7 separate regions of the Homo sapiens genome follow, and regions 2, 3, 4, 5, 6 and 7 are each linked to region 1. The links are chromatin contacts, found by Hi-C or POLR2A ChIA-PET in ENCODE. All regions are on one chromosome and are shown on one strand. The core of a region is the stretch at or near the end of the contact, and the rest is flanking DNA. Distances in the headings are between cores, read along the strand shown. Region 1 holds the start of LINC01569 (long intergenic non-protein coding RNA 1569). Region 2 holds the start of SEC14L5 (SEC14 like lipid binding 5). Region 3 holds the start of CLUAP1 (clusterin associated protein 1). Region 4 holds the start of ZNF174 (zinc finger protein 174). Region 5 holds the start of EEF2KMT (eukaryotic elongation factor 2 lysine methyltransferase). Region 6 holds the start of ROGDI (rogdi atypical leucine zipper). Region 7 overlaps TRAP1 (TNF receptor associated protein 1).

Region 1 (2,718 bases), core at 24-2,523:
GGCGCACACCTGTAATCCCAAATAACTCGGGAGGCTGAGAAAGAAGAATCACTTGAACCCGGGAGGCGGAGGTCCACTGCGCTCCAGCATGGGTGACAGACCGAGGCTCTGTCTCAAAAACAAATAGAGATGAGGTCTTGCTATGTTGTCCAGGCTAGTCTAGAAATCCAGGGCTAAAGCCATCTTCCCCCTTCAGCCTCTCTAGTAGCTGAGACTACAGGTTAGAACCACCAACCCAGACTTCTCCCTGTACATTTCAATAATTATTTCAAAACTTAAAAATCTGAAAGAAAGCAAACTGCTTGATAGTGGCAGAAAGCAAGCATGAGGGGATTCTGGGGCTTGCTGGGGGTGTTGGCTACCTGGGTGTATGTTCAGTTTGTGAAAATTCACGGAGCGCCTAAGCTATGCACCCTCTTCTGAATGTGTTACCCAGTACTCCAATAAAAGGCTTTTGGCCCTGGAGAGGTGGCTCACGCCTGTAATCCCAGCACTTTGGGAGGCCAAGGCGGGCGGAGCACCTGAGGTCGGGAGTTCGAGACCAGCCTGACCAACATGGAGAAACCCCGTCTCTACTATAAGTACAAAATTAGCCGGGCGTGGTGGCGCATGCCTGCAACCCCAGCTACTCAGGAGGCTGAGGCGGAAAATCGCTTGAACCCGGGAGGCGGGGGTTGCGGTGAGCCCAGATCGCGCCACTGCACTCCAGCCTGGTCAACATGAGCTAAATTACGTCTCAAAAAAAAAATAAATAAATAAAACAGCCGAGCTGGAGGTGTGTGCCTGTAATCCCAGCTACTCAGGAGGCTGAGGCGGGAGGCTCGCTTGAGCCCGGAAGGTGGAGGCTGCAGTGAGCCGAGATCGCGTCACTGCACTCCAGCCTGGGCGACACAGCACGACTCTTTTAAAAACAGGTTTTGTTGAGTGCCGCATTGATCCGGTCCCTCCCACGCCCCCTGTGCTTCACAAAAACGTCAGGTCCGAGCTCCGGCGCGGCGGTCTCCTCCTCCGCGGGTCCGGGCCGGAACTCGGCAGAAGGACGAGCAGCTCCTTGGGGCCGGCAGTCTCCCATCGCACTGAGATTGACACGGCAATGTTTCGGATACTCTGGGTAAAAATTAAATGTCTTACGAAAAGTCCTGTCACCCGTTTCTTGATTACTTTTTACGGCGGCTTCCAGAACCTTTCGTCAGCGCGAGCTCCATGCCCGGAGGCCGCCGTCACCTGCTCTCCGGGAAGGCCCTGGGCAGGCAGGCAGCGCGCTGAAGGAGTCCGGGAGCAGATCGTGCGAGAGAGCGCGCGGGCGCCAGGCGCGGGGGCGGGGCCAGACGTGCGTGCTGGCGGGAGCGCGCGCGCCATGGCCTGAGGCGTCTGGGAACATGCGCGGCGAGGGGACGGGCGGGGCGAGTCCGGGAAGGGGCGGGGCCGCAGCCGCGCCCCTGACTTCCACCGCCTGCGGGTGAGACCGCCTACCATCGCCCGGCGCGCTTGAGCATGCAAGGGGAGGTGGGATTCCCCTGGCCCGCCCCCAAGCCACGCCTCTGGCCTATGAGAACTGAGCTGTCCCGCAGGGACCGAGAGAGGAGCCTCCGCTTTCGCAGGGGCTGGGCGTTCCGGGCGCACTGCGCCCTCTGTTGATCCTCTTAGGAGCTGCGTGGGGACCGTCGGGCCTGCCGTTTCGCACCTGGCCGAAAGGGGTCGCTGTGCCGGGCCAGATCCTATGTAAATTTAGCTGGATAATCTCAGCAAGAGAAAATTGGCTGCAGTGCAAAGAAGCCAGGCTCAAAAGGCAGGGTTATCCCATTTCTATGACATGTCACAGGTAAGACTATGGCAACATAGATCAGTGGCTCCTAGGGGCTGGGTTGACCACCAAGAGGCATGGGGGGCATTGGAAATGAAGGAACTAATTCATATCTTTTTTATTTTGCTTTGGTTTTATTTATTATTTATCTATTTATTTATTTTTGAGACAGTTTCGCTCTTGTTGCCCAGGCTGGAGTGCAATGGCGCGATCTCGGCCCACCGCAACCTCCGCCGCCTGGGTTCAAGCGATTCTCGTGTCTTAGCCTCCCGAGTAGCTGGGATTACAGGCATGCGCCACCACGCCCGGTTAATTTTGTATTTTTAGTAGAGACAAGGTTTCTCCATGTTGGTCAGGCTGCTGTCGAACTCCCGACTTCAGGTGATCCGCCCACCTTGGCCTCCCAAAGTGCTGGAATTACAGGCGTGAGCCACCGTACCCGGCCTGTTTTATTTTTTCTTTAAATCATATCTTGATCATAGTGGTGGGTAGGAAACTATGCATTTGCGTGTAGGAAACACGCAAAACCAAAAATCAGAAAGTGTGACTTCTACTAAATGTAACTACTTTCATTTTTAAAAATTATTTATTTATTTATTTATTTTTTAAGATGGAGTGTCGCCCTGTCACCCAGGCTGGAGTGCAGTGGCACAATCTCAGCTCACTGCAACCTCCACCTCCCCGGTGCAAGTGATTCTCCTGCCTCAGCCTCACCAGTAGCTGGGACCACAGTTACTGGCATTCGCCACCATGCCAGGCTAATTTTTGTATTTTTAGTAGAGACGGGGTTCCACCATGTTGGCCAGGCTGGTCTCAAACTCCTGACCTCAAGTGATCCGCCCACCTCGGCCTCTCAAACTGCTGGGATTACAGGCGTGAACCACTACTGTGCCCAGCCTAATTTTTGTATTTTA
Region 2 (2,784 bases), core at 212-2,711, 700 kb after region 1:
GTTAAGTGTGAGTTAAAATGAGAGTGATGGACAAATGTCACTCTCCCAAGGGAGGCCCCCTTACTCCCTGTTTTATTTATTTATTTACTTATTTATTTTGAGACCGAGTCTTGCTTTGTTGCCCAGGCTGGAGTGCAGTGGCCAGGTAACAGCTCACTGCAGCTTTGAACTTCTGGGCTCAAGGGATCCTCCTGCCTCAGCCTCTTGAGTAGCTGGGACCACAGGCACGTGCCAACACGCCTGGCTAATTTTTTTTTTTTTTTTTTGCGACGGAGCTTTGTTCTTCTTGCCCAGGCTGGAGTGCAGTGGCGCAGTCTCGGCTCACTGCAACCTCCGCCTCCTTGATTCAAGCGATTCTCCTGCCTCAGCCTCCCGAGTAGCTGAGATTACAGGTATACGCCACCATGCCCGGCTAATTTTGTATTTTAGTAGAGACGGGGTTTCCTCATATTGGCCATGCTGTTCTCGAACTCCTGACCTCAGCTGATCTGCCTGCCTTGGCCTCTCAGTGTGCTGGGATTACAGGCGTGAGCCACCGCGCCCTGCCTAAACTAAAAAAAAATTTTTTTGTAGAGATAGGTTCTTGCTATGTTACCCAGGGTGGTCTCCAACTCCTGGGTTCAAGCGGTCCTCCCGCTTCCGCCTCCTAAAGTGTTTGGATTACAGGCGTGAGACATGGCGCCCGGCCTCTTACCTGTTTTAAATTGTCCTTTCTCTCCGCTGGCTCCTTGAGCCCCTTTCCTGCTTATTTTTCTCTCGTTAGAGTTTTTCACTACCTCACACATCATATATTTGCCTTATTTATTGAGTGTCTGTCTCCCCACCGTAGTATAAACTCCACGAGGGCAGGGATTCGTGCGTGTGGCTCACCGGCGGCTCTCCAGCGCCTGGACAGGGCTGACCCCCAGCAGGCGCTCTGTGAAGGTGTGCAGAGTGGGCGAAGGTGCATGCGCGGGCCGTGGGGCGGGGACAGGTGGAGGAGCCAGTCAGACCCAAGTGCAGCGGGACGAGGGCGAGGTTAATCTGAGCAAGAAAAGCGTAAATTCTGCTTATCTACAAATGTAAACAGTACTGTCGGCCAGACGCAGGGTCCGGGGCGGGTCGGCCCGGACTCAGGGTCTGCTTGGAGGCAGAGCTAGATTAGGGCGGGGTCGTCCTGTGGCCTACCATTCCCCGAGGCTGAGGGCCTTGGAGGGCGGGGCCAGTGAAGGGGGAGGGGACTTCCTGAGGTGTGACCAATCTAGAGAAAGGACTGGGCTGAGGGCGTGGTCAAACAAGCGACATCTAAAAATAAGGGGCGGGGCTAGAACCAGGGGGAGTTCGCCTGGGGCGGGGCCAGAGTGGGGCGGGACCAGTTAGGGGGCAGGGCCAACCTGGGCGGGGCCATGGCCGGGGACGTGGGCGGGACCAGGTCAGGGGCGGGGCCAGGCCAGGATCTCCGCTGTCCCGGGTCCTGGAGCTCTCTCGGCCCGGCAGGTTTCGCTCCCGCCCCTCCGGCCTTCCACAGCTGTCCTGGCCGCAGGGTGTTCAAGGCGGGACACACCAGGCTAGAGATCCGCGATCGGGCCCCGCCTCAGGTACTGCGCTCCAGGCCAGGCGGGCGCGGGTAAGCGCTCAGCTCCCGAGCCAGGCGGGCTTCCAGGGCACTTCCCCTAGGCTGCATTCCCAAAGGCTCCCGAGGGCGAGGGTGAGCAAAGCTGCGGGGACCTGTGTGTGCATGCGTGTGCGATTGCCTCTACGTGTGTGTACGTGTGTGTGCATGTGCGCACGGGTGTGTGTGCGTGTGTGCACGTCTGTGCACACCAGGGGAATTGCGTGCGTGGAGCTGGGCAGGTGCGTGTTTCAGGGTGTGTGTGCAAAGTTGGAGGCGTGTGCAAAAGCAGTCCCGTGTGGGAGGGAAACCTGCGTGTGTACATGTGTGTGATAGAGACAGTGCCTGTGAAATGTGGTGAAGGCTGTGTGTGTATGTCAGGGTGTCTGGGAGGAAAATGGGAGGGCAGGTGCAAGGAGACTCGGGGGTGGGCTGTAGGCCAGCAAGTCTGTGGCAAGCTGCGGGGTGCATGCGTGAATAGAACCGTGGGAGTGTAAGAATTGCAAATGTGTGTGTGTCTGTGTGGGTGGCCGTAAGGCTTCTGGGGGCCCTCAGTGTGAAGGGGTGGGGGTAGAGGAAAGTTTGGGGGTGCTGACTGCTCTTGGAAGGCTGAGCGTGGTCTGGGGCCATGGCTAATGACAGGGAAGCTGTTGGGGCTTGGCCTGGAGTAATTTGGGGGGAATATCAGCCTTCTCAATTTGAAGGCTGGGGAGCTGTGTGGGTGGGGCCAGGGGCTGCCCCTTACACTTGGTGGGTGGTGTCCCTGCTTCCCGAGGTGGGAGCTGCAACCTCACCAGTCACTCCTCGCCCCAGGCTCTGTGCACACCCCTGCCTGGTGACCTCCATTGGTGCTCCAGCGTGAACATGGTGCAAAGATACCAGTCTCCTGTCCGAGTCTACAAGTACCCGTTTGAGCTGGTCATGGCGGTGAGTGACTCCTGATTCTTGGGCCCCCATGTGACAGTTGGAGGGGCTTGAGATCAGCTATGGCGGTAGGAAGACGGAGCTCCTTAGACTCCCAGATCAGAAGGAATTAGTGAGTTACTCAGCTGACCTGGTGGGTTTAACTTCTATCCAGTGACCTCTCTGTCCAACCATCCTATCCTCGGCCCAGTGACCAAAACACAAAGTCTTTCTTCCTTCTCCTTGTTGAAGCTGACCTGCTCCCTTACTTTAGACTCTCCTGATAGAAA
Region 3 (2,856 bases), core at 279-2,778, 750 kb before region 1:
TTTAATAACTTCATAGTGATATCTCATTGTGGTTTTAATATGCACTTCTCTAATAATAGCCTTGATCATCTCTTCATTTGCATATTAGCCATCCATATATCTTCTTTTGTGAAGTAGCTTTTAAAATGTTTTCTCCATTCTCTAATTAGACTGTTTCTCATTATTGAGTGTTGAGAGTTCTTGATACATTCTGGATACACGTCTCTTTATCAGATATGTGTTTTGTGCATATTTTCTTCTAGACTGTGGCTTATCTTTTGTTTTTCTTAATAACACGTGAAGCAACATTTATGGGAGGCCATTGTTTTGGAGCGAGCTCCTGCACAAGGTACCAACGGACCAGACCAAACCAGAATGGAATCGCTAGTGCAAGGTGCCACGTAATCAATGCGAACTTAGAGACAGGCCAGTCTGCCAAAACACAGAAGATTCACTGCAACCAACAAAAGGGGCCCTGTCCACCTAGGCTGGCATAAGGAAGCCCCCTCTGCTTTAACCCAAAGAAATGCATCTGAAATAACCTGATGCCAACCAATCGCTTTGTGCACTACGCTGTTTCCTTGTTCCTGCTCAAGCTACCTTACAAAACCCGGCTGCTGTGCCACGCCTGGCGGGGCATCTCCCCATTTCACACGTGGAGGCCGCCCCTTCCTGCCGTCTCCTCGCGCCCCCATGCAGAGGCTAGGGCTGCCGGGACCCGCGCGGCGCGAGCGGCTCAGGGCCCCTTTCCGGCCTGTTGTGCAGCCCGAGCCGTCTGCGCGTGCGCGAGACCGAGGCCTGGCCTGCCTCTGGGCGCCCACAGTGATCCCGTCCTCCGCTCGGCAACCAGATTCCGACGAGGAGCGCGCTGTGCCTCGGACGGGGGAAGGCGGGCTTCCTGAGTATAGTGCATTTTTTTTTTTTTTTTTTTTTTGAGACAGAGTCTCGCTCTGTCGCCAGGCCGAAGGGCAGTGGCGCGATCTCGGCTCACTGCAACCTCTGCCTGCCGGGTTCAAGTAATTCTTCTGCCTCAGCCTCCCGAGTAGCTGGGATTACAGGTGTGCGCCACCACGCTTGGCAAATTTTTGTATTTTTTGGTAGAGACGGGGTTTCGCCATGTTGGCCAGGCTGGTCTCGAACTCCTGACCTCAAGTGATCCGCCCGCCTCGGCATCCCAAAGTGCTGGGATTGTAGGCGTGAGCCCCCGCGCCCAGCCAAGCATCGTGCATTCTTTATAGAAATGAGGGGGAAATAAGCAATATGGAAAGCGCCTAGCGCAATATCAAGCACGTAGTAGGTACTCAGAACCTGTCACCCAGCGCGAAACGTCCGCAAAGCGTGTAAACAGACGCCCAGAAGCTGGGAAGCTTGCAGCCCTCATAGACGCCGGTATCGCCACGCCCTCTGCCCTCGGCGTCTCAGGAGCGCTCTCTGCCGGCCCGCTCTCCCCGTGCGTATGCACGTGCCGCCGCGTCTTCGCTTCGCTTTTTGTTTGTCCCTGACCGTGCGCCGTCCAAGGGTCCATTGGTTGCCATAGAGATCGTCGAGCGCTGGGCCTGTGATCGCTGAGGGGCGAGCAGTTGCGACCCTGGGCTCCTGGGGACCTGAGCGTTATGTCTTTCCGCGACCTCCGCAGTAAGGCAGCCCCGCGCCCCTGTGACCTGCGGGTCTTCCAGAGATTCAGGGCTCCCGCCCGCCGGGTCCCCTGTGTAGGCGATCCCTGAGGCTTGCGCTGCCGGAGGCTCCTTTCGGGCCTCTGCGCCTCAGGGACCGCCTGACCCGCGGCTGCAACCCGGCCGAGCGTCCCAGGCCCTTCTTCGGCCATTTCTAGCGAGGATGGAAAGTTCTCTATCTGCCACTGGCCGCGTGTGGCTCAGAACGCTTGAAATGTGGCTAGTGCAGATGAATAACTGAATTTTTAAGTGTAATTTATTTCTGTTTGTGTAGCTGCATGCCGCTCTTCGCTACCGTATTGGAAAATGCATGGAGAGTTTAGAGACTATTTTTTGAGTTGGGTTAGCTTAGCGCTTAGAAAACCGAACAGCAGGCCGGGCGCGGTGGCTCACGCCCGTAAGCCCAACACTTTGGGAGGCCGAGGCGGGCGAATCACCTGAGGTCGGGAGTTCGAGACCAGCCTGACCAACATGGAGAAACCCCGTCTCTACTAAAATTACAAAATTAGCCGGGGGTGGTGGCGGGCGCCTGTAATCCCAGCTACTCGGGAGTCTGAAGCAGGAGAATCGCTTTGGAGGTTGCGGTGAGCCGAGATCGGGCCATTGCACTCCAGCCTAGGCAACAAGAGCGAAACAACATCTCAAAAAACAAAAAACAAACCAAAAAAAAAACAACCAGCAACGAAACCGAGGAGAGGAGGCTGGGTGATAATCATTGCGGCTAACATTTTTTGAGTTTTAACGATCTGCCAGGGCCCGCTCTGTGTTATGCGCATTTCATTTTAATCATCTGAACAACTCTGTGCCCCCTGTATTTGGTAGTGAGGAAACGGGCACAGAGAGGTCAGGTAACTTGGGCAGGTGATACAGGCGGTAGGAGGTGGCACTGGGGCTTGAATTCAGGTTGCCTGAACTCCAGACATCCTGAACTCCATCTGCATCCTTTCTGCAGGGCTGGTAAGGAGAAGGGAGCTCGAATTCCTTTGCTAAGAGGGTGGGGAAGTGGAAGAACGAGGCTAAGAGTGTTGGTTACGGCTGGGCGCAGTGGGTCACGCCTGTAATCCCAGCCCTTTGGAAGACCGAGGCAGGCGGATCACTTAATTTCAGGAGTTCTAGACTAGCCTAGCTAACATGGCGAAACCCTGCCGCTGCTAAAAATTCAAAAAATTAGCCGGGCATGGTGGCGCGCGTCTGTAGTCCCAGG
Region 4 (2,754 bases), core at 114-2,613, 850 kb before region 1:
CACCTTGGCCTCCCAAAGTGCTGGGATTACAGGTGTGAGCCACTGCACCCGCGAAGGCAGTCTTTTTTAATGAGTTTGTGTTGGTTTTTATCTACTTAAAACACAGATTAAAGCAGATCGTAATTTACATTTTCTCCAGGGGCTGATACACCCTCACCATGTGGTATTAAAATGGATCCAGCATGCACAACAAGATGAATATACTCAGGACTACTGAGCTGTACACTTAAAAATGGTTATGATGGTAAATGTTTTTTAAAAATTAAAGAAATTTTTTTATATTTTAAAAATGGATTTGGGTTCCCTTTTCTCAAGGAACTTGAACTGCCTTCACTTAAATTCTCTTTACATTTCAGTGCTTCTAGAGATAGAGAAATCAAGGGCATTATTATTGTTAGCACTGCTTTCTAGCCAAAAAGAAACTGAGAGCGATGAAGTATCTTGCCTAAAGCATCACACAGCACAGCTCCTAGGCAGCAAGGCCAGGACTAGAACCAGCACCCCTTGCCTTCATTATGTTCATCCTGTGCCTTACCTGGCTGAAGAAGAATTTAATAAAAGCTCTTCTAACTTCATGCAGAAGGCGGAACCTGCACCCTTCTTGACCCCTTTTGACCCCTTACCTCCCACTCATCGTTAAATTTTAAAATGCTGTTCTCTGAAAATTTTACTTCACTCTAGCGATGGCCCAAACACTCGGAAAAAAATGTAGCATGAGGATGGGGAGCCAGGTTGATAGGTTTTTCACTTAGTTAACTATTTATTGAGTACTCAGAACGCACTCGGTGCCAGGGCTAGGCACTGTGGATGAGTAGGGAGTGGGCGAGACAGGGACGAGATGAGCAGGGTCAAGGCCAGGGGGTCCCGGGGCGCCGGCGCTCAGGCTCGGGGTGATCCGCACGGTGGGAGCGGGGCACGGTGATCGCGGCGCGTCTGGGGACGCCCGGCCTGAGGGAGGCTGCCTGTCCCAAGGAGACGCCCATCGGGGCCGGACCCGAACGCCTCGGAGAAGACTCCCAGCGGGGAGGGGCTCCTCGGCCGTCGCAGGGCCCAGCGGCTAATCCCGCCGGCCGCAAGGAAGCGGAGAACTCACCGGACACCAGCACTCGCGACTCCACAAACTCCCTCAGCCTCCGGGCCGGAAGTCAGCGGCGCGATTCGCTCCGCCCATTACGCACGCCCCTGCGCAGGCCCGCAAGCCGAATTGCCGGACTGCAGCTCCCGGGATGCACTGCGACGGTATTGACAGGCGCAGCAACCAATAGACGGTAGAGAATGCCCTTGGCAGGAGGCGGGCCCTGTCAGTAGTTGTCCTCAGCAGCTAGTGGGCGTCTCCGCAGCGAGTGGCATCGGCCCCGCCCCCAGCCCGTGCTCGCCGGTGTCGGGTCCTAAGTCCCTCGGTCTTGGGTTCCCGGAGAGGTGAGTCGGCTGCAGGTGGGTGCGGGGCGCCGGGCTGTTCGGGGTACCGGTGTCGCAGTCGCCAGTCCGAGCTCACACCGGGCGTGGAGTTCAGCTGCGCATCGGGTTGCGGCAGCTTCGCCAGGCCTGGGGCTGGCTGGGCCGCGGGGCCGCCCTGGAGGCCGGAGCCACTGGGCCTGCGGCGCCTCGGCAGCGAGCAGCCGCTTTGCTCGCGTGCAGGAGGCTGTTCGCTACCTCACACCCCCGGCTGGCGCTGTGGCCTCGCTTAGCTCTACCGTTTAGCACCCGGCGACATGCACCCGGTCGGTTTCCGCCAGGATGCGGGAGAGTTGGGGCAAGCTACCTGCGACAGCTTGAACTTTTCCTAGGGATTCCGCTCCACCCGCCGGTTAGAGCGTATTGCTCATTAAATCCGAGACCTGTGTGCTTGCTACTGAAATAAAAGAAGTATTTTTTCCCCAGAGTCCTTTTAGGACGTTATGACTTTTCTCCTTTGCAAGACTGCAAAAAACTGACAAGAAGACAAAACTCTTCCCACTCCCAGGGACCGCGTTGTCTTGAGTTTGGCTAGTAAAGGCTAGCAAGTGAGGCTTTGTCTCTGCATCCCGTTCCCCCTAACATCCTCAGAGAACCTTCGTTTCTAGAATCTTTCTAGTATTCAGAGACTTCTCCAGGGTCATGATCCCAAAGGCTTAACCCGTTTACAAGGAGAGAGTTGTCTCCTGACGCCCAAAATGGCAGCTAAAATGGAGATAACTTTAAGCTCCAACACTGAAGCTTCCTCCAAGCAAGAGAGACACATAATAGCCAAACTAGAAGAGAAACGGGGCCCTCCTCTGCAAAAAAACTGCCCAGATCCTGAGCTCTGCCGCCAGAGCTTCAGACGCTTTTGTTATCAAGAGGTGTCTGGACCCCAAGAGGCTCTCTCCCAGCTCCGACAGCTCTGCCGTCAGTGGTTGCAACCCGAGCTGCACACCAAGGAGCAGATTTTGGAGCTTCTGGTGATGGAGCAGTTCCTGACCATCCTGCCCCCGGAGATCCAGGCTCGGGTCAGGCATCGATGTCCAATGAGCAGCAAGGAGATTGTGACCCTCGTGGAAGATTTTCACAGAGCATCCAAGAAACCAAAGCAGTGGGTAAGGAGGGTCCTCTCCCATCATCCTGGGGATTTCTTTTTCTTTTCTTTTTTTTTTTTTTTCTTTTTTTGAGACGGAATCTTGCTCTTTCGCCCAGGCCCGAGTGCAGTGGCGCTATCTCGGCTCACTGCAAGCTCCGCCTCCCGGGTTCACGCCATTCTCCTGCCTCAGCCTCCCGAGTAGCTGGGACTACAGGCGC
Region 5 (2,700 bases), core at 40-2,539, 840 kb after region 1:
TGATCCACAGGCTTTTGTACTCAACCCTGACAACAACCCTAAGAGGTAGGTATCATTATATCCCCCATTTTATTAATAAGAAAACAGCACAGAGAGATGCAGTCACTTGCCCAAGGTCACACAGGGCCAGGGGCTGGGCCAGGATTCGAAGCAGACAGGCTGTCTCCTGGGTCTGAACTCTCAACTACTGCACCCTAATCAAACAATCCCTCTGGTCAAATGTGAGTGGTAATAATAGTACCCACCTCGTGGGTGTTGAGGGTGAGCCCAAGTTAGCATTCAGCGTGGGCATGTGAACAATTACAGTCAATACTGAATGGAGACCTATGATGCTTTTATGAAGGTTTCTATTTTGGGTTAAAAATGCACGAATTTCTCTTGACCAGAAATGATCTCTGAGTGCAAATATTTTATGTCAATGGAATAACGCAAATGATTAAGCAACACCCCATAAAATGGGGCAGACCCAGGGAGGAATATATATCCAAACTCACTCATCCCAGTGAGCTCACCGCACATGAATTACAAATGAGGCCGGGTGCATTAAGCCCCTCTGCTGGCAGAAGGGAGGCTGCTGCCTGCCATGGGCCTGTGCTGAGAATGGCAGGTCCCCAGGGCGAGGAGAGGCCACCCCCTTCTCTGTCTCTTCCATCACAGGCGTGACAGCCTCAGAGCATGAGCCGATTCTGTGCAGTGCTCAACATACAGATGAGAATACTGAGGCACGAGGGACAGCCTGTGACCCGGTCACCGCGCTCAGGAGGACGTGGTTACCTGCGGTCCTGACGGCGCTGACTTTTTAGAATGGGCGAGGGCAGCTGTGTCCCAGTGACCAGAACGATTACTGCCTTTAAAAAGTCGTGAAAATGATCGTGAACTGTACCCCACACCGAGCGCGCGTCTGCCCCCCAAGGCTGTGGAGACGCCCCCAGCTTCCCCCGCCAGCTCGCGGGGCAGGAGGGGTGCGAGCGACTCTGGCCAGGCCCCAGGGACGGGGACCGGGTCGCGCGGCCCTGACCGGCGGGAGCCCAGGAACTCACGTGGCGGGAGCGCCAGGGGCTTCAGCACGGAGACCCGTCCCGTCTGCCCCTGGACTCCCGCGAGCCCCGCGGGCCTCTCCGCTCGCCCCGCCGCCCACCTGCCAGGGGAAGGAGCGCAGTGTGCGTGCCGCCAGGAAGCGGCGCTCGAAACTCTGCAGCAAGAGTTCGGTCCCCGCGTTCTCCTCGGGCGCCATGACGTGGGCGGGGCCGCAGCGTTGCCGGCAGACCGGGCGGAAGCCCGGCCTGGACTGAAGAGGGGGCGGGCCCAGGGCAGTGAGCGGGGGCAGAGAGGGGGCGGGGCCCGGGGGTCCCCCGGGGGTCAGGAGGAACGTCGTGGGGGCGGACTCTAGGGCGGGGCCAGGATGATTGTTATGAGGGCGGGGCCTGGGGTGGGGCCAGGATAAGCGTCGTTGGGGCAGGTCCTGGGTAGGGGGCAGGTCCTGGGTAGAGTCCAGGTTGGCGGGTCCTGGGGCGGGGCCAGGATAGGGCGATCCTGGAAGCTGGGCTTCAGAAGCGTCCAGGTTGGTGGCGTCCTGGAGGCGGGGCCTTGCGTGGGGGCAGGATAAGAGTCCTGGAGGCGGGCATTAGGGCAGGGATAAACGCCATTGGGTTCAGGAGGCGAGACTCGGAGCAGAGCCCAGGAGACAGGTCTTAGGGCGGCGCTAAGGCCAGACCCAGAGAAGAGCTCAGGAGGCGGGGCCGGGGCGGGGCGTTGACTATGTCGTAGCACATGGCCAGGCGGTGCTCGGACTCTGGGAGGCGGAGCTTAGGACGGGCCGACGTGGGGAGGGGCCCAGGGTCCGGGAGGCGGGGCCGAGTCCGGGCTGCGGGCTGCGCTCAGGAGGCGGGCCCTGGGAGGCGGAGCTTAGGGAGGGGCCGGTGTCGGGAGGGACCCAGGGACTGGGAGGCCGGTCGGGGCTGGGCTCAGGGGCCGAGACCTAGCTGGGCTTGGGGCGGGGCCGAGACGGAGCGAGGGGTCCAGGGCGTGGGAAACGGGGAGGGGTTTGAGGAGGGGATCGGAATGTGGCTCAAGTTCGGGAGGCGTTACCTGTGGAGGGTTTGAGGCAGGCCCAGCAGCGAGGCCACGGTCTGCCGACGCGGGGCCAGGGGCGGGCCCCAGGATCCGGAGCTTAGGGCGGGGCCGAGTCCGGGTTTGGGGACCGGGAGGCGGGGCCGGTTAGGGCGAGGGTCCCTGGGATCGTCGGGTCAGGCCTTGGGCCAACGTAGGCACTCTCGCAGTTCCTCCGCCTTCAGGAAGGTCTTTTTGGCAGGGGCCCTACGGGTGCGCGCTTCGGTCCTGGAGGCCTTATCCAAGCCTCCTCTCCATCAGCGCCACCCGTCTGGGGTCCGAAAGGAGGGAGCTTTCCCTCTGTCCCCCAGCCTTTGGACTGTCACCAAACAAGCCATTCGTTCACCAAATACTTATTAAGCGCCTACCAGGTACCTGACAAGGGAGATGTAACGGTGAGAAAAACTAGGTGTGGTCCAGGCCCTCCAGGGGCTCAGGGGCTCGTGGAAGAAGTGGACATTGAAGTATTTATCACACAAATGAGTATAAAAGTACAATAGCGATATCTGCCACGAAGGCGAGCAGACAGAGCTAGCGGGGCTTGCAGGAGGAGTTTTGATCTTGCAGGGACAGGAAGGAGGAGTTAGCTCC
Region 6 (2,871 bases), core at 372-2,871, 550 kb after region 1:
AATGCCCATGTTTCACTGGTCCGGACGCCAGGCCAGGCCGTGTGCAAAGAACCCCTCTCCTGCACCTCTTACTGAATCTGCACACCGATCCCGGGAGAAGGTGTGAGGGTTGCTGTCATTTTCCAAAGGAGAAAACTGAGGCCAGAGAGATCAAGGGTCCCGCCCAGAGTCGCAGGGCTTGTACAGAGAGAAAGTGGGAGCTCCCATGCTCTTCCCCATTGGCAGGATGGGAGGGGACAGGGCCGGGGGACTCACCGCCTGGCTGAGGGCATCCCCCTGCAGAGTCAGCACACCCTTCACCTGGTCTGTGCTGTAACATGTGGCGTCAGAGCGGTGCCTGTGGTCACCCCCCCACCACCCAGCCCTCCCTCCCGGCGGGCTGCCCCTCCTGTCCCATCGCACAACCAGCTGGTCTGCAGGACAGGGCTATGGCCATGCCTCCTACCCCCCAAGGTACCCATTTCCCCGGTTTCCGCCTAGCCCAGGCTCACCCACAGCTGCCTAGGATGAAGTTCTCTTGCTTGGCGGGCCCCTCAGTGCCGGAGCCCGGCAGAGTGAAGCGCAGAGAGGCCTCCTGTGGAACAGAGGGAAGGAGGGGAGCTGGTAGCGCCCACTCAGGCCCGGCCCAGTGCTCCTTCCAGAAGCCCCCCTCCCTCCAAGTCAGCGGGGGGAAGGAACAACGTGGCCTGGCCTCACCTGGGTTCAGCTGGGGTGGGAAGACCCTGCCCAAGCCCCCAGGGCACCTAACCGTGAGCCCGATCTCTGCTTATACCACATTCCCTGAACACCTCCTGTGTGCCCGCCTCGGGGAATACAAAACAGACAGGGGCAGCCTCCCAGCTTGGTTGAGGGGGAAAGGGGCAAGGGGCAGAGTCAGGGAACAAGGCAGTAGTTATGGTAACCCGCGGTCCTGGGCCACAGCAAGCACTACGCCGGTTACTTCTGTGAGCTGCCTGGCTCATTTATCTACACCCCAGCCTCGCGAAGCGGGTACTGTTATCTCCCTTTTGCCAATGAGAAAAGGGAGGCCCAGGGAGGTTCAGTGACTTGGCTGAAGTCACACTGCCAGGCAGAGGCAGAATTCTTCGGCTCCCAGATTGGATGCCGCTGCTCCCAAGGCGGCCTTCCCCGACCCGAGGCCGGGCGGGACTCAGGCCCTTGCTAGCACCCTCGTCGGGACCCGCCCCTGCCCGCACACAGGTACTTATATAATGAGGTCGGCTCGAGTTCGCGGAGGCGGGGCCCTGCCTGAAAGCCGCGGCAGCCGCACACTGTAGGCGCTCAGGACGCAGCCGCGCGGCCCCAGGTGGAGCCAGGGAAATGAGGAGGGAGGGCCGCCACGCCCGGCGGGGCAGGGCGCGGGTCGTTACCTTGAGGATGTCCTGCAGCTGCTTCAACACAGCGTGCACCTCGTCGTGCAGCAGCCAGCGGAACTCCTCCTCCTGCGGGACAGACCCGGCGGTCGCGCCCGGCCCCGCCGCCCCGCCGGCCCGCCCGCTGGCCCGCGCGCCTTACCAGCACCGCCCGCTCCGCCGCCGTCGCTGCCATCACGGTGGCCATGGCCGCAGGCCGCCGCCGAGCGCCCTCCCCACCGGCCGCTGCTCCTGTCCACCAATCTTTCTGTCCTCGGTCCTCCGGTCCTCCCGTCCGCCCCCGGCGTCTGGCTCCGCCCCCACCCGATTGGCGGAGCGGGTACCACCCCGCCCCCAGGCCGGCTCCGTGCTCGCGATTGGCTGGCGCCTGTCGGTCCGCCTCGGCCCCCGAAACCTGCGGGAGCCCTGGAACCAGACTGGCGGCTGCGGGAGTGAGGCTCGCTCCGCCTGGCCAGGGACGCGGCCGGCGGCTGCACGAGTCAGGCTTGCTCCGGCTGGCCAGGGACGCGGCCGGCACCAGCCTGGGGCGCCCGCTTGGGGGCGGAGCTCCCGGGGCGCCCCCAGGATATGATAGGGCGCTCTGCTCCACTCGCGCTCACTCATTGGCCGGCAGGACAGTCTGTCCCCGCTCCTCCTCCCTATTGGCCCGCTTGGCTCCATTGGTCGTGGTTCCAACCCTGCCGCGGACCTCGCCGCCACTCCCAAGTCCGTCTCACCCCGGACGCGGAGGTCCCGAAAACCCACCCCGGCCCCGCCGCTGCCTTCTCCTCCCACCCATCTCGCCGAGGACGAGGGAAGCAGGACTCCTGCGGCACAGCTGTGTTACCAAGAAGTGTTTTATTTTTCTTGCAGTAGCTTTGTTAATTGCACAAAATCATGTTTTGTTTTTGCCATTTAAACATTATCACACAATCCTATTCTGAAAGACAAATGTTCATTAAAAACAAAGCAAAAATAAAAATTCACAACCTTAATTACCTAGATTTGTCATTTAAAGGTTTAAAGAAAAAAGGGAGGGGCTTTCTTACAAGCTTTTTCACAAGTGTCACATTTTCTCCTTAAAAGGGAAGGATTTCAAAAGAAAGGTGAAATAGCTTAAACAGAAATATTCATAAAAAGGAACTTTACAGAATTGTCAACAATATTAAGACAAAATTGACTAACCGGTTTCATTACCGCATCTTCCCCCGCCCCCACCCCCAGTGTGTTCCGCCAGGACTAGAACAGGCTTTGTGTTCAGACAGAAATGCTTCAAAATCCCAGTGAAATGAACTGTGCTAAAAACCCGACAGGCATCTTCCCTGCCCTCCCCCCACTCGTCTTCTGCAATCCTCTAACCCAGTTTCTAATCTCTGAAAGGGGCCAAAGCTGTGAGGGGGGAAGGACCCCGCCCTAGTGTGGCCACCCTATATATAATTACATATTGCATCGTAAATGCTGGCCTTCCTTCTGCAAATTATGATTTTGGAAAATCCAACCCATGCAGAGGGATAAAAAA
Region 7 (2,700 bases), core at 161-2,660, 560 kb before region 1:
GTGCAAGAATACGCTACGTCACATTCCAAAGAAAGCTTAAGTTTATGAGTTTTAAACTTTTTTTTTTTTTTTTTTTTGAGACGGAGTCTCGCTCTGTCACCCAGGCTGGAGTACAGTGGCACGATCTCGGCTCACTGCAAGCTCTGCCTCCCGGGTTCACGCCATTCTCTTGCCTCAGCCTCCCGAGTAGCTGGGACTACAGGTGCCTGCCACCACGCCCGGCTAATTTTTTGTAGTTTTAGTAGAGACGGGGTTTTACCATGTTAGCCAGGATAGCCTCGATCTCCTGACCTCATGATTGGCCCGCCTCGGCCTCCCACACATTTAAGATCATGAACAAAAAGAAAGAAGCAGACAGAAACAAAGTCTGGCTGGGCACCATGGCTCATGCCTGTAATCCCAGCACTTTGGGAGGCCAAGGCAGGAGAATCACTTAAGCCCAGGAGCTCAAGACCAGCCTGGGCAACACAGAGGGATCCCGCCATCTCTACAAAAAATACACAAAGTAGCTGACGGTGGTGGCACACACTTGTGGTCCCAGTGACTCAGGGGGCTGAGGTGGGAGGATCACTTGAGCCAGGGAGGTCGAGGCTTCAGTGAGCCATGATTGCACTACAGCACTCGGCCTGGGTGACAGAGAAAGACCCTGTCTCAAAACAAAACAAAACAAAAAGTCTCTCAGAAAGGAGGTCTCAGGGCAGGACAAATCCTCCCACTGCTGAGGCCAGACATGCCTCGGGCTATGTCGAGGGAATGCTGAGCCTGGTTTCCCAATGTGCATGGTTACGAGAACTGGACTGCCTCTAAGAACCAGATTATATGTTCTTTCTTTTTTTTTTAGAGGCAGGATCTGGCTCTGTTGCCCAGGCTGCTATGCAGTGGCAGGATCGTGCTCACTGCAGCCTCAACTTCCTGGGCTCAACCGATTCTCCTGCCTCAGCCTCTCAAGTACCTGGAACCACTGGTGTGTGCTACCATGCCTGGCTAACTTTTTAATTTTTTTCTGTAGAGAAAGGGTCTATCTTGCCCAGGTTGGTCTCGACCACTTGGCCTCAAGCAATCCTCCTGCCTCGGCCTCCCAAAGTGCTGGGATTACAAGTGTGAGCCACTGTGCCTGGACTATATTCTTCAAAAAAGCGGTTTCCAAATTAATTAGTTAGAAATCAAAATAACAAGAAAACCTCACTTCTCTTTTTAACTTCAAAGATTCTACTCTTGTCGACCCACTTAAAAGCCAGAAATGGAGCCACTTCAGGACTGGCTCCAAAGACTGCTTTTTTATACTTCAGAGGGAATGAAAAGACAGCTCCAGAATTCGGTCCTGCGCAGACTGGGCCAATGCTGAGTTTCCCCTCCCGCTTCCATGATTATTAGCAGATGTGCCATGAATCACCACTCAGGGGAGGTGCCGGACGGCAAACTCACGGGTGGCCACCAGAGGGGGCAAGACACACCCGACACTGGCAGAAGTCCCTCGCTGGGACAGAAATGGAGGGCGCAGCACTCCCTACAGCCAAGACCTTCTGATTTCACACCTAAGGCGGTGGCTCTACCAATCACTGCCTCCACCCTGAAAATGCCCCTTTACGCACAGCAGTGAACCAAAAAGCCCTCCCAGACCAAAGCACGAGCCAAGGCTACCCTGCACGCTCTCTGTGCTGCTGATAATCGAGTGCAGGGGTTCCTCCTTGTCCTCGGCGGTCTGCGTGCTGAACAGTCGTCCTGCCTGCAAGCTCCAGGCTGGGTTTCGCCTGGGGCCCAACTGGGCTGTGGTCCTCCGAGGACACAGAATTGGTTTTCCTGAAAAGACAAATATGCAGAAAGAATGAGAATTAGGAAGACACGAGAAACAATATGGTAATTCGTCCCATCAAGGGTGTCTAGCAGAAGCTAGCGTGGACATCTCTAAGTCGGGCTGTTGCTGAAAGAGAAATCCACAGGACCAAATGCCACAGTGTCAGGGTGTGGTTTTGGCAAGGAGCCCTCACAGATGTCATCAGTGTAAGATACTGTGTCTTCTCAGAACCGCAGAAGCGAAACTGGAGGGGGTGGGCTGCTGCCTTCTTTTCAGAGGGGGTCTCGCTCTGTCACTGCGATCACAGCTCACTGCAGCCCCAACCTCCTGGACTCAGGCAATGCTCCTGCCTCCGCCTCACGAGTAGCTGGGACCACAGGCACAGACCACCATGCCCCCATAATTTTTTAAAAAATTTTTTGTAGAAATGGGGTTTTGCTATGTTGCCAAGACTGGTCTCGAACTCCTGGGCTGAAACCATCTTCCCGCCTTGGCCTTACAAAGAGCTGGGATGACAGGCGTGAGCCACCATGCCCAGCTGGCAGATGCCTGCTGACAGCACTTCCCACATTCGCCTCACGGGTGACACCTCGCATCAACCTACCAAACTGAAACCTGTCTCGACCCTCGCAGCCCCTGCAGAAGCCCCCGATGGGCCACACTTCTTTGCTCTTGACAGTCAAGCAAAAAAAAAATCCTCCCAAAAGGGATCCAAATATTTAAATGTTAATATTCTGAAACTGTCTCATCTTCTAAAAGTTGATTCTTTCCCATTGCTTTTTCATCCAAAACAGATTTTTTAAAAAAAATTTGTGTACTTTAAAAACTGAAAAACAGCTGACGATGGGTTCTACCTTCTAACTAAGAAGGAGACTTGTCTTCTGTAACTTCCTGCTCAGTCCAGT

The links. Hi-C counts contacts between places; a loop is a spot of excess contacts on that map. ChIA-PET counts read pairs that join two places held with the same protein, here RNA polymerase II (POLR2A). Pooled maps may share reads with other maps.
Region 2: a loop to region 1 is called in a map of CD4-positive, alpha-beta T cell, with 28 times the contacts of the local background. The contact joins the promoter of SEC14L5 here to the promoter of LINC01569 in region 1. A Hi-C loop is called at or near these places in 2 of 168 maps with a recorded cell type or tissue (CD4-positive, alpha-beta T cell and CD8-positive, alpha-beta T cell), 6 of 37 single-sample maps with no recorded cell type and 13 of 50 pooled maps.
Region 3: a map of naive thymus-derived CD4-positive, alpha-beta T cell shows a loop between it and region 1 (4-fold over the local background). The contact joins the promoter of CLUAP1 here to the promoter of LINC01569 in region 1. A Hi-C loop is called at or near these places in 1 of 168 maps with a recorded cell type or tissue (naive thymus-derived CD4-positive, alpha-beta T cell), 1 of 37 single-sample maps with no recorded cell type and 9 of 50 pooled maps. POLR2A ChIA-PET finds 5 or more read pairs at or near these places in 3 of 52 experiments (H1, PC-9 and activated T-cell).
Region 4: a pooled map shows a loop between it and region 1 (10-fold over the local background). The contact joins the promoter of ZNF174 here to the promoter of LINC01569 in region 1. A Hi-C loop is called at or near these places in 8 of 50 pooled maps. POLR2A ChIA-PET finds 5 or more read pairs at or near these places in 2 of 52 experiments (CD4-positive, alpha-beta memory T cell and HEK293).
Region 5: a loop to region 1 is called in a map of B cell, with 28 times the contacts of the local background. The contact joins the promoter of EEF2KMT here to the promoter of LINC01569 in region 1. A Hi-C loop is called at or near these places in 2 of 168 maps with a recorded cell type or tissue (B cell and naive thymus-derived CD4-positive, alpha-beta T cell), 3 of 37 single-sample maps with no recorded cell type and 8 of 50 pooled maps.
Region 6: a loop to region 1 is called in a map of CD8-positive, alpha-beta T cell, with 26 times the contacts of the local background. The contact joins the promoter of ROGDI here to the promoter of LINC01569 in region 1. A Hi-C loop is called at or near these places in 1 of 168 maps with a recorded cell type or tissue (CD8-positive, alpha-beta T cell) and 9 of 50 pooled maps. POLR2A ChIA-PET finds 5 or more read pairs at or near these places in 1 of 52 experiments (WTC11).
Region 7: a map of naive thymus-derived CD4-positive, alpha-beta T cell shows a loop between it and region 1 (27-fold over the local background). The contact joins the enhancer-like site here to the promoter of LINC01569 in region 1. A Hi-C loop is called at or near these places in 7 of 168 maps with a recorded cell type or tissue (A673, GM12878, IMR-90 and 3 more), 29 of 37 single-sample maps with no recorded cell type and 19 of 50 pooled maps. POLR2A ChIA-PET finds 5 or more read pairs at or near these places in 2 of 52 experiments (GM12878 and activated CD8-positive, alpha-beta memory T cell).

The regions. Positions count from the first base shown.
Region 1 is chr16:4,252,516-4,255,233 of GRCh38, forward strand. LINC01569 (long intergenic non-protein coding RNA 1569) reads right to left here and starts at 1,274. Exons shown (of 3, transcript NR_039999.1): 1 at 1,132-1,274. RefSeq lists enhancers at 156-778, 843-1,052 and a silencer at 1,283-1,542.
Region 2 is chr16:4,956,869-4,959,652 of GRCh38, forward strand. SEC14L5 (SEC14 like lipid binding 5) reads left to right here and starts at 1,462. Exons shown (of 16, transcript NM_014692.2): 1 at 1,462-1,577; 2 at 2,405-2,518. The coding sequence starts at 2,456. RefSeq lists silencers at 1,347-1,556, 1,355-1,650 and an enhancer at 1,454-1,989.
Region 3 is chr16:3,499,476-3,502,331 of GRCh38, forward strand. It overlaps CLUAP1 (clusterin associated protein 1), which reads left to right and starts at 1,529. Exons shown (of 12, transcript NM_015041.3): 1 at 1,529-1,614. The coding sequence starts at 1,593. RefSeq lists enhancers at 1,214-1,263, 1,384-1,763, 2,271-2,788, 2,789-2,856.
Region 4 is chr16:3,399,852-3,402,605 of GRCh38, forward strand. ZNF174 (zinc finger protein 174) reads left to right here and starts at 1,364. Exons shown (of 3, transcript NM_003450.3): 1 at 1,364-2,555. The coding sequence starts at 2,154. ZSCAN32 (zinc finger and SCAN domain containing 32) reads right to left here and starts at 1,153. Exons shown (of 7, transcript NM_001284527.2): 1 at 1,094-1,153. RefSeq lists silencers at 791-940, 1,491-1,710 and an enhancer at 914-1,413.
Region 5 is chr16:5,096,506-5,099,205 of GRCh38, forward strand. EEF2KMT (eukaryotic elongation factor 2 lysine methyltransferase) reads right to left here and starts at 1,290. Exons shown (of 8, transcript NM_201400.4): 1 at 1,139-1,290. The coding sequence starts at 1,234. RefSeq lists an enhancer at 909-1,534 and silencers at 971-1,130, 1,301-1,430, 1,741-2,280.
Region 6 is chr16:4,801,012-4,803,882 of GRCh38, forward strand. It overlaps ROGDI (rogdi atypical leucine zipper), which reads right to left and starts at 1,622. Exons shown (of 11, transcript NM_024589.3): 1 at 1,516-1,622; 2 at 1,371-1,442; 3 at 492-574; 4 at 256-310. The coding sequence starts at 1,560. GLYR1 (glyoxylate reductase 1 homolog) reads right to left here. Exons shown (of 16, transcript NM_032569.4): 16 at 2,192-2,871. RefSeq lists an enhancer at 1,130-1,630 and silencers at 1,136-1,195, 1,236-2,025, 1,918-2,129.
Region 7 is chr16:3,689,186-3,691,885 of GRCh38, forward strand. TRAP1 (TNF receptor associated protein 1) reads right to left here. Exons shown (of 18, transcript NM_016292.3): 2 at 1,642-1,800. Among named protein-coding and RNA genes, the nearest start is that of TRAP1, 27 kb to the right of the region's middle. Within about 2 kb of position 1,411, at least 15 of the 41 ENCODE cell types and tissues checked have a DNase peak (open chromatin) inside an H3K27ac peak, as active enhancers do.